Linked DNA regions of Mus musculus: region 1 is linked to region 2. The links are chromatin contacts, found by Hi-C or POLR2A ChIA-PET in ENCODE. All regions are on one chromosome and are shown on one strand. The core of a region is the stretch at or near the end of the contact, and the rest is flanking DNA. Distances in the headings are between cores, read along the strand shown.

Region 1 (5,751 bases), core at 2,809-5,308, 210 kb after region 2:
AAGCATTATACAATATCTTATTTATTAAGACCCTCACCATTTCCCTAACTCGCACCTCCTACCCCCAGCCTTTCTCCCTAACCTGCTCCACATACAGACCACTACGAGATGCTGTCTCAATACTGGCAGTACCCTGAGAGCCCAAGGATAAAACTGCATTAATGGCACTTGGCAGATAATCCCATTCTACTTTGAACTGCTCTGAGTTCAACACAGTGAAGAAATAAATAAGAATGCAAGAGAAGAGGCCGTAGAAATCCGAGCCTGCCCTTCCCACAATAAAAGAGGCACGGAGATTTCAGGAGTTGGTAAGAAAACAAAAAGTATCTATCATCTCTTGCCGGAAGGCCACCAGCTCCCACCGCTTGGGAGCCGCATTAGCACTTGTTTCTCTTCAGGACTGAAGTGCAAGATCGTGAGGATGGCGGTGAGCGTCTGCTGGCGGCCCAGGCTGTCGGGCAGGGTCAGGAAGCGGTAGATGATGTTTTTGAGATATTCCAGGTTGGCTCCCTCCCTGCTCTGGTCCCTCATATTCTTTTCGATGTGGCTCTGGAGGGCTCCAACCTCCTCTCGATGCCGCTCGCCCTCCTCCAGCAGCCTTTCCTGCAGCTGATGGGCTTCTACCTCCAGCCTGTGTTTCTGCTTCCTCAGAGATGTGATCTCCACCTCCTTGCGGGCCAACTGCTCAGCATAAAGAAAGAAGGTGGGCTCGTTGGCTGCAGCAAGCTGCAGGGCCTGGGTCAAGCTATCTGAGGAGGCTGTGTCGGCTGGGTCCCCAAGACCTCCACCACCCACTCCTCCCACGGGGCTTCTGCGTCCTGGCAACCCAGAGGACAAGGCCACAGAACGTAGTTGCTCCAGCTCCAAGTCCTTCTCCGCGAGCACAGCCAGGGCCCGGTCCCGCTGCTTGTGTAGCTCCTCCTCCAGTTTCAGTGTGCGGTCCCTGAAGTCCAGCTGGCTGCGCTCCAGTTCCTGCCGATGGAGCTGCTGCAGCCGGGCCAGTTCCTGCTTCCAGTCCTCAGCCTCCTGCTGGTGCTGGCTTTCCAGCTCCTCACAGGACAGCCGCAGGGAGATATACTTGTCCTTCAGCTCTGCGAGCTGCTCCTGTGCTGCCTCCAGCTCCTTCCCCAGGCTCCCATCTTTGGTGTTCTTGCTTTTGAGCACAACTTGGGCTCGCATCTTATACCGCTCAAACTCTTCCTTCAGCTGCTTCAGCTCCTGTTGGTAGTAGAGCGCGGTAGCCTTTTCCCCGTCAGCAGCCTCGGAGTTGGCCATTATCTCAGGGTCGCAGAGCTTCTCCACATCCAGGGTCACCTGGCTTTTCCTAGCTGCAACCTGTAGTAGCTTCTTGAGCTTCTCCATCTTGTCCTTCAAGACATTGATATCCAGACTGGATTCGTCGCCATGGATGTCAAGGGAGGACCGGCTAGAGGCTGCGAGGGCCAGTGTCTTGTTCTCCAGGTCCAGCTGCAGAAGTCGCTCCTTCAGCTTCTGGATGGCCAGCTGGTCTTTCTGCTTGGCTTTCTCGTAGGTGCCCAGCAGTTCAGATACCTCAGAGATCTGGCTCTCCAGGGCTGCTACTCTCTGCTCTTCTACCTGAGACTGCTGGCGGAGCTGGTCCTCTGCAAGGGCTGTCTGCAAAGCAAAGAACAGGTGACAAGGCATCCAGGAAAGTCACAAAACCCCTAGAGTCAACTGGGTGTGGGGGAGGAGACAGAGAAGTGAACAGGGCTTGGAATAACCCAGAACAAGTGGGAACTGGGGATTTTTAACTGAAGTGCCCTTTCTACCATAGTTTTCCATTCTTCATTAAGCTTGAATACAAAGTATGTTTCTGTTAGCCAAATCATTTAAAGAAACCGTGTAACATTCTTTCCCTTTCCCAACATGCCTGTAAATTCAAACCCAACCTAGATCCCTCTCTCTACTGAAAGGGAACACTATAAAACAGTTGAGGCAAACCTCACCTGAGCGTATACACAAGGCATTTCTTCTGGGGAAAATCCCCTTTGCTTCCTCCAGTCACCTTACCTAGAAGCACACACTTCTCAGGATACACACAAGCTTTCCCTACACAGCTGTCACTGTATCACCTCAAGCAGCACAGCTGGTAAGATGCCAACACCCAAGGCCTAGATAGAGCTATCTGGCTTGAACCCAGAAATACTCAGGAACTCTTCATCCTGTTAGAAGGACACCACACAAAGCCACACTTCACGGGACTCACTGATGCAATTTTTTCACTTGGCATCAAATATCACTATGCATGTTGGGAATGTGGAACCAGACCAAAGTCCCAGTACTCACACTAACAACTCACGCTATCTCACCAGGCATCCCTTGACTAAAACAAGACCCTGCCTTAAGTGGGGAGAGGGGTGCCCTTAATCCTAGCACTTGGTATGGAAAAGCAGGCAAATCCCTGTGAGTTCAAGGGCAGACTGGGTTACATGGTAAGACCCTGCCTCATGAAAACACACACAGAGAAACAAACACACACACACACACACACACACACACACATAGGGATGCATTACAGTTATCTAATGACCAGAAGAGAAAAATAATAATTTCCTATGTAAGCTAAAATGACTATTTGAAGGATATGAGAATAATTACCTTCCTCATTTCTTGCTGCAATTGGGCCTGGAAATGGCTTTTAAGACGGGCAGCCTCTTGCTGAAGCTCCTGCAGCCGGGGGTCTGGTCGGTTCTTCTCATCTCGAATGGTTTGCAGCTCACCTTTCAGCTCCTCTACCTCTCGGGTCAGCTGCTTGGTCTGCAGTTCAAACCCTTCGACCTGATCAGCGGCATATGCCCGCCCTGCCAAGGCTTCTCTGGTCTCTTCTAAGCGAAGTTCCAGGTCCTGGCGCTGGGTCCTCTCCTCCTGCAAGAGCTTCTGAAGCTCGCGCAGCATCAAGGCATGGTCACTCTGCTCCTGGGCACGATCGTGCTGCTGTGTAATGAGGCGGGCTTTGGTTTCTGCTATCTGCTCTTGCAGCACCTTCAAGTCTCCCTCCAGGCGACCCCGCTCTTCCTCTGCCTTTTTATTGGCATCCTCTAAGTCCTGCTTCATCTTCTTCTTATCCGCCAGGTAAGACGCCTCCATACGGGACTTTTCCTGAGTGACTGTCGCCAAGGAGCTAGTCAAAGTGGCCAACTGAGTCTTCAGCTGATGCACTCTTTTGTCCATCTCACTACCGGCAGATGGCCCATCCCCACTGCTACTACTAACGCCACTCTCTGACCCACTGGCCTCTTCAGACTTTGGGGGAAGTGGTCCACGGGCCGCTCTGTCATCTTCAACCCCAAATTCACCCTTGACACTTGTAAGACTGGCTGCGGTATCCAAGCTAGTGGCAGTTCCGGTGCTGTCCTCACTGTGAGTGGAGCACCGGTCATCCACAGAATCAGGAAACGTGAGACCTGGAGGCTGCACACCTGAGAGGCCTACATCCGCCTCGTGGGATACCGACAGTACCTTGATGCTGGCCTCCAGGGCTTCTTTCTCCTTCAGCAGGCTTTTATAGGCACGCACCACATCCTTGAGTCTTGCCTGGTACTGGAGAAGCTGCTTTTTCTGTGTCTCGATGGTCTCCAAGAGATCCTTCTTACTTGGGCCGCCCCCGAAATTCATCCCAAACTTCTCCATGGGGGTTCTGGCGTGGACCGCTCCACGTCAACGTTCTTGCAGCCCTGGGCAGAGCCACAGGGACAGCTAAAAGTGAAGCAGAGAGAACCGTCTGGCTGCAGGCAATACACCCGGTCCGTCCAGCGGTCCGGGCGGGATGAGGGGCCGCGGTGGCCAGGCAAAAGCACTGCAGGAGCCAGGCCGAAGGTGGGAGCCAGTTCCAACCTGGAGGCGGAGTGACGCTGACCTAGCAGGAGCAGTCAGCCTAGGCTCTCCAGTACAGGCCCTGAGCCTGTCCCGCCCTAGCCGCTCCTGTGGCCACCGCAACCTAGACCCGCCTCCCTCCGCCCACGATAAGCCCAGGGTTTACACTAAGCCGGGTTCCATCACGATTTCCCAACAACTGGAACAGCACCGCTTCCGGGTCTCCTGGAAGTGACGGCAGCAAAACGCCACAGACCCCGCCCCGCCGTGGGCGTGAGATGGGTGGGGCTTCCGCACCGTGTCTGCTGGTGGCCTGGAGAGGGAGTAACCCGTAGGTAAGTCTAGAGCAAGCACCTGAGCAGTGGTTTGGAGATGCCTAACTTTGCCCTCAAGCTACCACCAGTGAGCGACAGGGGGCGACGTCGCACTGCATTTGCCCCAAAAACATAGATGAAAGACGCATCAAACTATTTGGGGCAATGTCCAACATTTGGGGCAACAGTTAGGACTCATACTAGGAAAACGAGGCCGGTACCTGGTTAACGTAAAGCATAATAGCTCCCTCCCTTAGTTCTGATTAGTAAAAGGGGCATTATATAGCCATAAGGCCCATCTTGCATACCAGCATATGCTGGGGTCAGGGCTGTGTCACAAGAGTTACACTTACGGGAACATAGAGTAAAATGTACAGAGGGGTAACATGTCCAATGTCACTCAGCTAGGAAGTTTAGGAGTCCTATCTCAGTCTGCCTCTCAACATACTACATGCTATGCCAGATAGCACTACTGAAGAAGCATGGCCTTGTCCCAAGAAACTCCTAACAGCAAGGACACAGAGATTCAAACAGGTAGCTCCTGCCTTCACACTAGTGTGTCGGGGCATTGCAGAAGTGGTATAAAGGAGATGAGGCACCTGCCAGGACAGAGACTCTTAGGGGAAATGATTTGAAGTTTGAGAGATGAGTAGACTGCCAAGCTCAATGCAGATGTGGGAAACCAGCATGGAGGAAAGTGGAAAGGTGTATAGGGACGTCAGGCATCAGTGAGCCTAACTTGCCCAGGAAGCTTATGGTGTGGGAGAAGGGTGGCTACTGATGAGGCTGGAACAAAGGACCCAACTTAAAGGCATTTAGATTTTACCTTAGGTGACAAGACATGAAAAGATTTTCATCTCAAGAGCACACCATCAAGTCTCCTTTTTCTTTTCCATCAAGACTCTTGTGGGGACTGTAAGACGACTCAGCAGTAAAGGCACTTTCCACCCAGGCCCAATGATCTGACCTGAGTTCTATCACCAGGGCCCACACGGTGGAAAGAGAGAACATATTCCCACAGGTTGTCCTCTGAGAGCTACACCTCCACACATGAACACGAAATAAAAGTGGGGAGGGAGCCAGGCGTGGTGGCGCACGCCTTTAATCCCAGCACTTGGGAGGCAGAGGCAGGTGGATTTCTGAGTTCGAGGCGAGCCGGGTCTACAAAGTGAATTCCAGGACAACCAGGGCTATACAGAGAAACCCTGTCTCGAAAAAAAAAAAAAAAAAAGGGTGGGGAGGAGCTAGAAACAAAATAAGATTCCTGTGACATTATGAAGATACCAAGCCTGTGAGAGGGGTGCGGGGAGGGAAAGAGATGAAATAAGAGTGACAACGGGTTTTAAGAAAATATTTCTGTAATAAAAATCTACTCAAGATGCCAAGGCAGCCGTCACATCTCCGTGAGTTCGAGACTAGGCTGGTCTACATAGCAAGTTCCAGACCACCCAAGGCTACATAGTGGACATAGTGTTTCAAAACAAAAGACAATGAGCTACTTTGAGAATCTTTTAAATGTACTTTTCGACTCTATCAAAGTCTTCTCAGGAATGCAAGTTTACCACTTAAGAGTAAAGCAAAGTCCTGCGGTCACCGGAGACCC
Region 2 (5,560 bases), core at 1,449-3,948:
ACAAATTGGGGAAGAAATGTCTGCAACAAACAGAATAAACAAATGATTAGTGGTTTTAATATATAAACAACTTTTACTACATCAATAGAAAGTGAATCCCCAACAGAGAAATTTGCATATGTATTCATGTATTCTTTCAAGACATTGATTGTGCACCTAATATGCACCAAATCGGCTATGGACAGAGAATGCAGTGTTGAAGAATCCAGACATCCACACACTATTTCTTCCTTCATACATTCTGGAATGGGGAAGTGGAGATAAGTCAGAGTCAACAAATAAATAAGATTACAAATAAAGAACTGGGAGAGGAAATGGTTGGGAGGTCATGACTACTTCAACATGGTACTCCAGGGAGGCCTCTCTCAAAACTCTGCACCCATCTACAGGATAAATTGTAATGGAGGAGAGAGGGTGGCCATGAAAAGCAGCTTAGAAATAGTAGCATTTACTAACCCCCTGAGGTACAGAAAAAAAAAACTTGCTTGGCATGTTACATGGGCACGCATGGTAAACAGTGAGAGAAGGGTCCAGAGGCTGTTCAAGAACTAGAAAAGGGTCAGATGGTGCATGGTTTTGTGAGCCATGGTAAGGGGGTTCAATTTTATTCTACAAGCAATAGATGATTTGATTTAATGGATGAGAAAGGTCACTATTACCAGGTTATCAAAAAGGTACTAAAGTATGTCAAAAGTGGTACCCGAGAGACCAGGCATGAGAAAATATGTTGGTCATAGCACTGAGTTTGGAAGGAGACAAATTAAAGTCAATTTTAAGTCAGGCATGATTGTACACACCTGTAATCCAGGGTTTAGGAGGCAGAAGCAAAGACATTGTTACAAATTCAAAGCTAACCTGTTACATAGTGAGTTCCAGGCGAATCAGCACTATGTGTACGAGAGCTCCTTTCTCAAAACAAACAAAAACAAAAACAAAAACAAAAAACAAAAAGGCATATTTGAGCAATAAAACTGATCGATTAAGATGGGTTGCTTTGTAAGGAACTAGTCATAAAAGTAGCAAAGATGACCCCCAAATTGTTGCTGAATGGTGACACCCTTTACTGCAACTGATAATTAAGAGGTGGGGAGAATGATGGTACAGAAGAGAGAAAGAAGAGAACCTGAAGTTTTTCAAAAAGCAAGAGGGAGTGAGACTCAGGGCACTGAGAGAAGAAGGGGCTCCCTTCACAGTCACAAAATAGATCAGTTCCACGCACTGTAGTAGGGAGCTGAGGAGCTCTGTCTATAACTCTTAGTTCTCAGGGAAATATCAAAACAAACGGCACATTCTGGGGAGATTCATGCAAAGAAACAGTAGGTCTAAAAGTGAAGGACTGAGACGACCATAGGAAAAAACACCAATTTAGGATTTGCAATAATGTCTTGGAAATTGAACAGGTTGGTTGGTTTCATGATTTCTTCTTAAACGAAATCCGTTGTTACAGTCTGGCTAGAGCAAGACAGAAGTTACCTATACCCAGGGTTGGATATTTTTTTGCTAGAAAAATAATTTCGAAGAAACTGAGGTTTGAGAGTGCTGAGAGAATTTGCATTTCGAGGCATGATTACGATAATAGACTGTAGAATCTGGGCTAGTCAAGGAAATAGAGCCAAGACATGGCCTACTCAACAGTAGAAAAATGAGGTCAGCAAACAACTCAGGATAGGAAGGTGGTGGTCAGAGACTGGAATGTCTGATGTGTCAGTTCAGATCCTAGCAGCAGACACCAAGACAAAGGTCACTGTGCAGCAGTTGTGTTGAGGGGACACCTGAGAAAGACAAAAGAAAGCAAGAGGAGAGCAGAGATCTTGAAGAAGCCATAACGCAGGTCTGACATACCTAGGAAAGGCTAGAGGGGATACAGACTGAAGCCGGGAGTTCTAAGGAAGCTGTGGCCAGGAGTTGAAGGGTCCCCAATAGCTCACTGAGGGACCATGAATGTCACATGATTGGGCCATCACGACTTTAACTGTGACCAGTCACTGGGAATAGCCCAAGAGAAGTAAGACATCCATGTATAGCCTGGGACAGAGGGCCTGGGAAAAAAAGAGGGGCTAAGCCAACAAGCCTTCCCGGAGCAGCTATGGAAAGGCACGGTCCTGTGGTCACCGGCGACAATATTCTAGAGAGGATCCCGTTTCTAAGGATGGTGAGTTTAGGATGACGAGTCCTTGGAAACAAGGACTAATTCCACAGGGAGCAATGGCTATTGGCGATAAAGTTACAGGAAGGGGAAAGCCTGACGCTTGAGTTCAATTATAGATGTGCATGATACAACTCTGGGTTGTATCATGAATTTGGACCATTAGAATCTTCTGGCAGATGGGAGTGGGAGGTGGAGCTTGATGAGAGCTTAATGAAGAAAACGATGCTGGCTTTGAAGAACTAATAATGGAAAGAATCTGAAAGGGAACAGAGAGTAGTTACAAGAAATAGGGAAACGGAATCATGTGCGGTGAGGTTTTTAAAGAAGCCGGGGATTTTGCAGGCGGGCTGAAGAAACGCATCGCACGGAGCAAGGAGTGGCCCGGCGTCCCGCGTGGCAGAGCAGGCTGCGGCAGCAGCGGGGGGCGAGCTGAGGCGCTCCGACCAGCGACGACGACGCCGAGGCGGCCGTGGATGCAGACGACCTGGGCGCCCGAGGTACGGCGGTGCGCGCGGCCGCGGGAGCGCGCGGCGGCGTCACGGGGCGGCTGACCTGCCGAGGGCGCGCGCCGCGTGCTGGCGCTCCCTGGCGGCGCCGCGGAGCTTGGCGCGGCAGCTGGAGGCGGCCTGGCGCGTGGTGACGGCGCCCGCGGGCGGACGCAGGATGGCGGCGCTGCGGGGCGACGGCTTCGCCAGGCTTCGGCCCGCACGGGCGCAGCGAACCCCAGGGAAGAAAGACAAAGACACGCCGGTTAGCAACGGGCGGGAACCGCGCAGCCCGGGGCCGAGGCGCCGCGTCCCCACCCCGCACCCTTCAGGTAAAGCTGCGCCCAGGAGCCCGGCACCCCGCGGCACTCCACAACAGGCAGGGTTGCAGGCATCAAACCCCAGGTAGCTGATAACCCCTGACCCAGAAAGTCTTTTAAAAAATGTTCCCTTAAAGCATAACTACAAAATTTCAAAGAGTGTCCACTGCAACATAATAGAAAATGGGGAAAGAAGAGGAAGAAAAATTGGAAAATGTTCATCTCCAAACATAAAGTATCATAATCTTATAGCACAAACTAACTTGCTAATAAGATGTTGTGAAATACAGTCCAACAATATGAAAAAGCAGTCGAGGAAAAATTCCATTTCACCAGCATTTGCAGGGTATGAGGGTATGTATGTACTTCAGTATTCAGAGAACACAAATTTAAACGTGATGGAGAAAAACCACAACAGTGTGTTGTTACCTTTCGGTACTTCAGATAGTCTTTATTTTCATTTTATTTGTAATTTCCAAATTTACACAATAAATGTATTTTACTATTAGAATAAAAAGTTAATGACTTTTTACTTTCGTCCCACTTATGAATTTATAAAGCTAATGTTTTCTAGGGTAGCAGAGGGGTAGGCATAAAGAGCTTTTAAGGAATGGGTTCGACGACATGGCTTGTCTTTACTCTAAGCGCTGTATAAATCACAATATTTCAGAGTATTTTGTCCCGTAAACTTTTAACAGTGAATCAAAAGCACTGTCTTTTATAAAATTATACTTCATCTTATTCAACTCATTTTTACTTGAGGAAAATAAAAGTTTTCTGGTCTTTTTGCAAAGTTAATTTCAACTTATAATTAATATGGACTTGGGAGCACGGTATACTAAAAAACAGAAAAACCTCCCATGCTTTTGGAGCAGACATTTTAGTGAACGCCAGTGTTTCAGTTTCTGTAATGGTTTCTACTGAAAGCACTCAAACTGAGAAAGAATAAAGGAACTATTAGCTAAATATGGATCTTTTAGTTATAATGCATTTTATAACTAAATGAGCAAATGACTAAATGGAATAATTTTGCTAAATTATTCCAGGAATCTGCACATGGGATAATAACATAGACAAGTGCCCAGGGCTTTGTTATCAGATAGAAAATCCATTGTAATATAAGCTTCAAAAATATTTTAAACTAAAGCAACCTCAGTTGTCAGATGGATTCTATTCAGTGATAAGCAAATCTAGGGTTAGGTGTTTGTGGGAATGCGCTCGCTTTGTTGCTTAAGTTGATGGCATAATTAGTCATACTGCCCTGAAAGTTTCCTGCCTTCTGAAAGTTTTGGATAGAATCATCATACCTAGAGGTATAACTTTAGTAAAAACAAACAAACAAACAAACATATCACATGTCGGAAATAAAATTTATGAAAAGAACAAATCCCAAGAAACCAAGCATTTGTTGTTAACTTCCTTCTTGAGCAAAATGAAGGCGGCAGGAGCTTTTGTTAAAAGCATTAGCTCTTAAAAAGTCTATCCATTGGGGCTGGAGAGATGGCTCAGCTGTAAAAGTATCTATCTGATGCCATCTTCTAGTGTGTGTGTCTGAAGACAGCTACAGTGTAATACATGTATATATACACACATATATATGTATATGTATGATAAAATCTTTTTTAAAAGTCTTAACCATCACTAAGTGATTTCAAGTTAGTTATTATTTTTTACTATTTTTAAGGAGTATTTACTTATGTTTGTATTCCAGGGCATGTGAAGGCTGGATAACAACTTAGGAATATTTACTTATGTTTGTATTCCAGGGCATGTGAAGGCTGGATGCCGGCTTAGGAGTTGCTTCTCTCCTGCCACCACTGGGTTCCAAAGATTGAACTCAGGTTGTCAGGCTTGGTACCAAGCACCTCTATCCACTGAGCCATCTTGCCAGGCCTGGTTTCAATTTAATATTTTGGAATGTACATTGTGTCTTAGGGGCCTTTCTCAGACAGTAACAGCAAACATAAATAACATAAGGTTCCCATCTCTGAGAAGGAGCATCTAGAAAATTACTTTCCTATTATTAGGATGAGTCAGAGCCCAAGGCTCACCTGACTCCCTGTCACTGTACACAGGCCAAGGCTTTGCTTTTCAGTCTTCAAAGGAGCCTTCTCATTTCCTGTCATTCCTCTGCTCAGATACATAAAAGCATCCCACTGTCCCCACACTAGATGAATAAATAGTTGTTAACCTTTGAGGAGAGCCAAAGACGAGTCTGAGGTTCTGCCTAAAGATATGGTCACCTTCCAGAAGCTTGTACAGACCACACTAGAAACTGACTTCCTGAACGTTTATAAACGTGTAAGACCATACAGTGGCTTCCCCTGCATTGCTCCTTTTCAAAAGTGGAAAACTGATGCTGCCTGGGGCAGGGGCTGGGGAGAGCCTGGAATGGAGTAAGTTTCAACTGCTTAGAAGTAACTCTTGATGATACTTGATTAACTTATTAAATCTGTGATCTGACCTTTATCACAGCAAAATGTCCTTCATCTTTACTGTCAATTGGGTCACTGTCCCTGAGGCAACACGTCTATACAATGGTTTTTTGGCAGTTTAAGTTAGCCTGTATAATGGGACACCAAACTCCTCCAAGACTTGTATTAGAA

Evidence for each region. Hi-C counts contacts between places; a loop is a spot of excess contacts on that map. ChIA-PET counts read pairs that join two places held with the same protein, here RNA polymerase II (POLR2A).
Region 1: a loop to region 2 is called in a map of left cerebral cortex, with 3 times the contacts of the local background. The contact joins the promoter of Gcc1 here to the promoter of 6530409C15Rik in region 2. A Hi-C loop is called at or near these places in 1 of 37 maps with a recorded cell type or tissue (left cerebral cortex). POLR2A ChIA-PET finds 5 or more read pairs at or near these places in 1 of 5 experiments (Patski).

What each region holds. Positions count from the first base shown.
Region 1 is chr6:28,417,666-28,423,416 of GRCm38, forward strand. Gcc1 (golgi coiled coil 1) reads right to left here and starts at 4,059. Exons shown (of 2, transcript NM_028900.4): 1 at 2,620-4,059; 2 at 1-1,635. The coding sequence starts at 3,651. The coding sequence ends at 331.
Region 2 is chr6:28,212,801-28,218,360 of GRCm38, forward strand. 6530409C15Rik (RIKEN cDNA 6530409C15 gene) reads left to right here and starts at 2,699. Exons shown (of 4, transcript NR_165173.1): 1 at 2,699-2,966; 2 at 4,721-4,795. It also overlaps a transcript of Zfp800 not described here.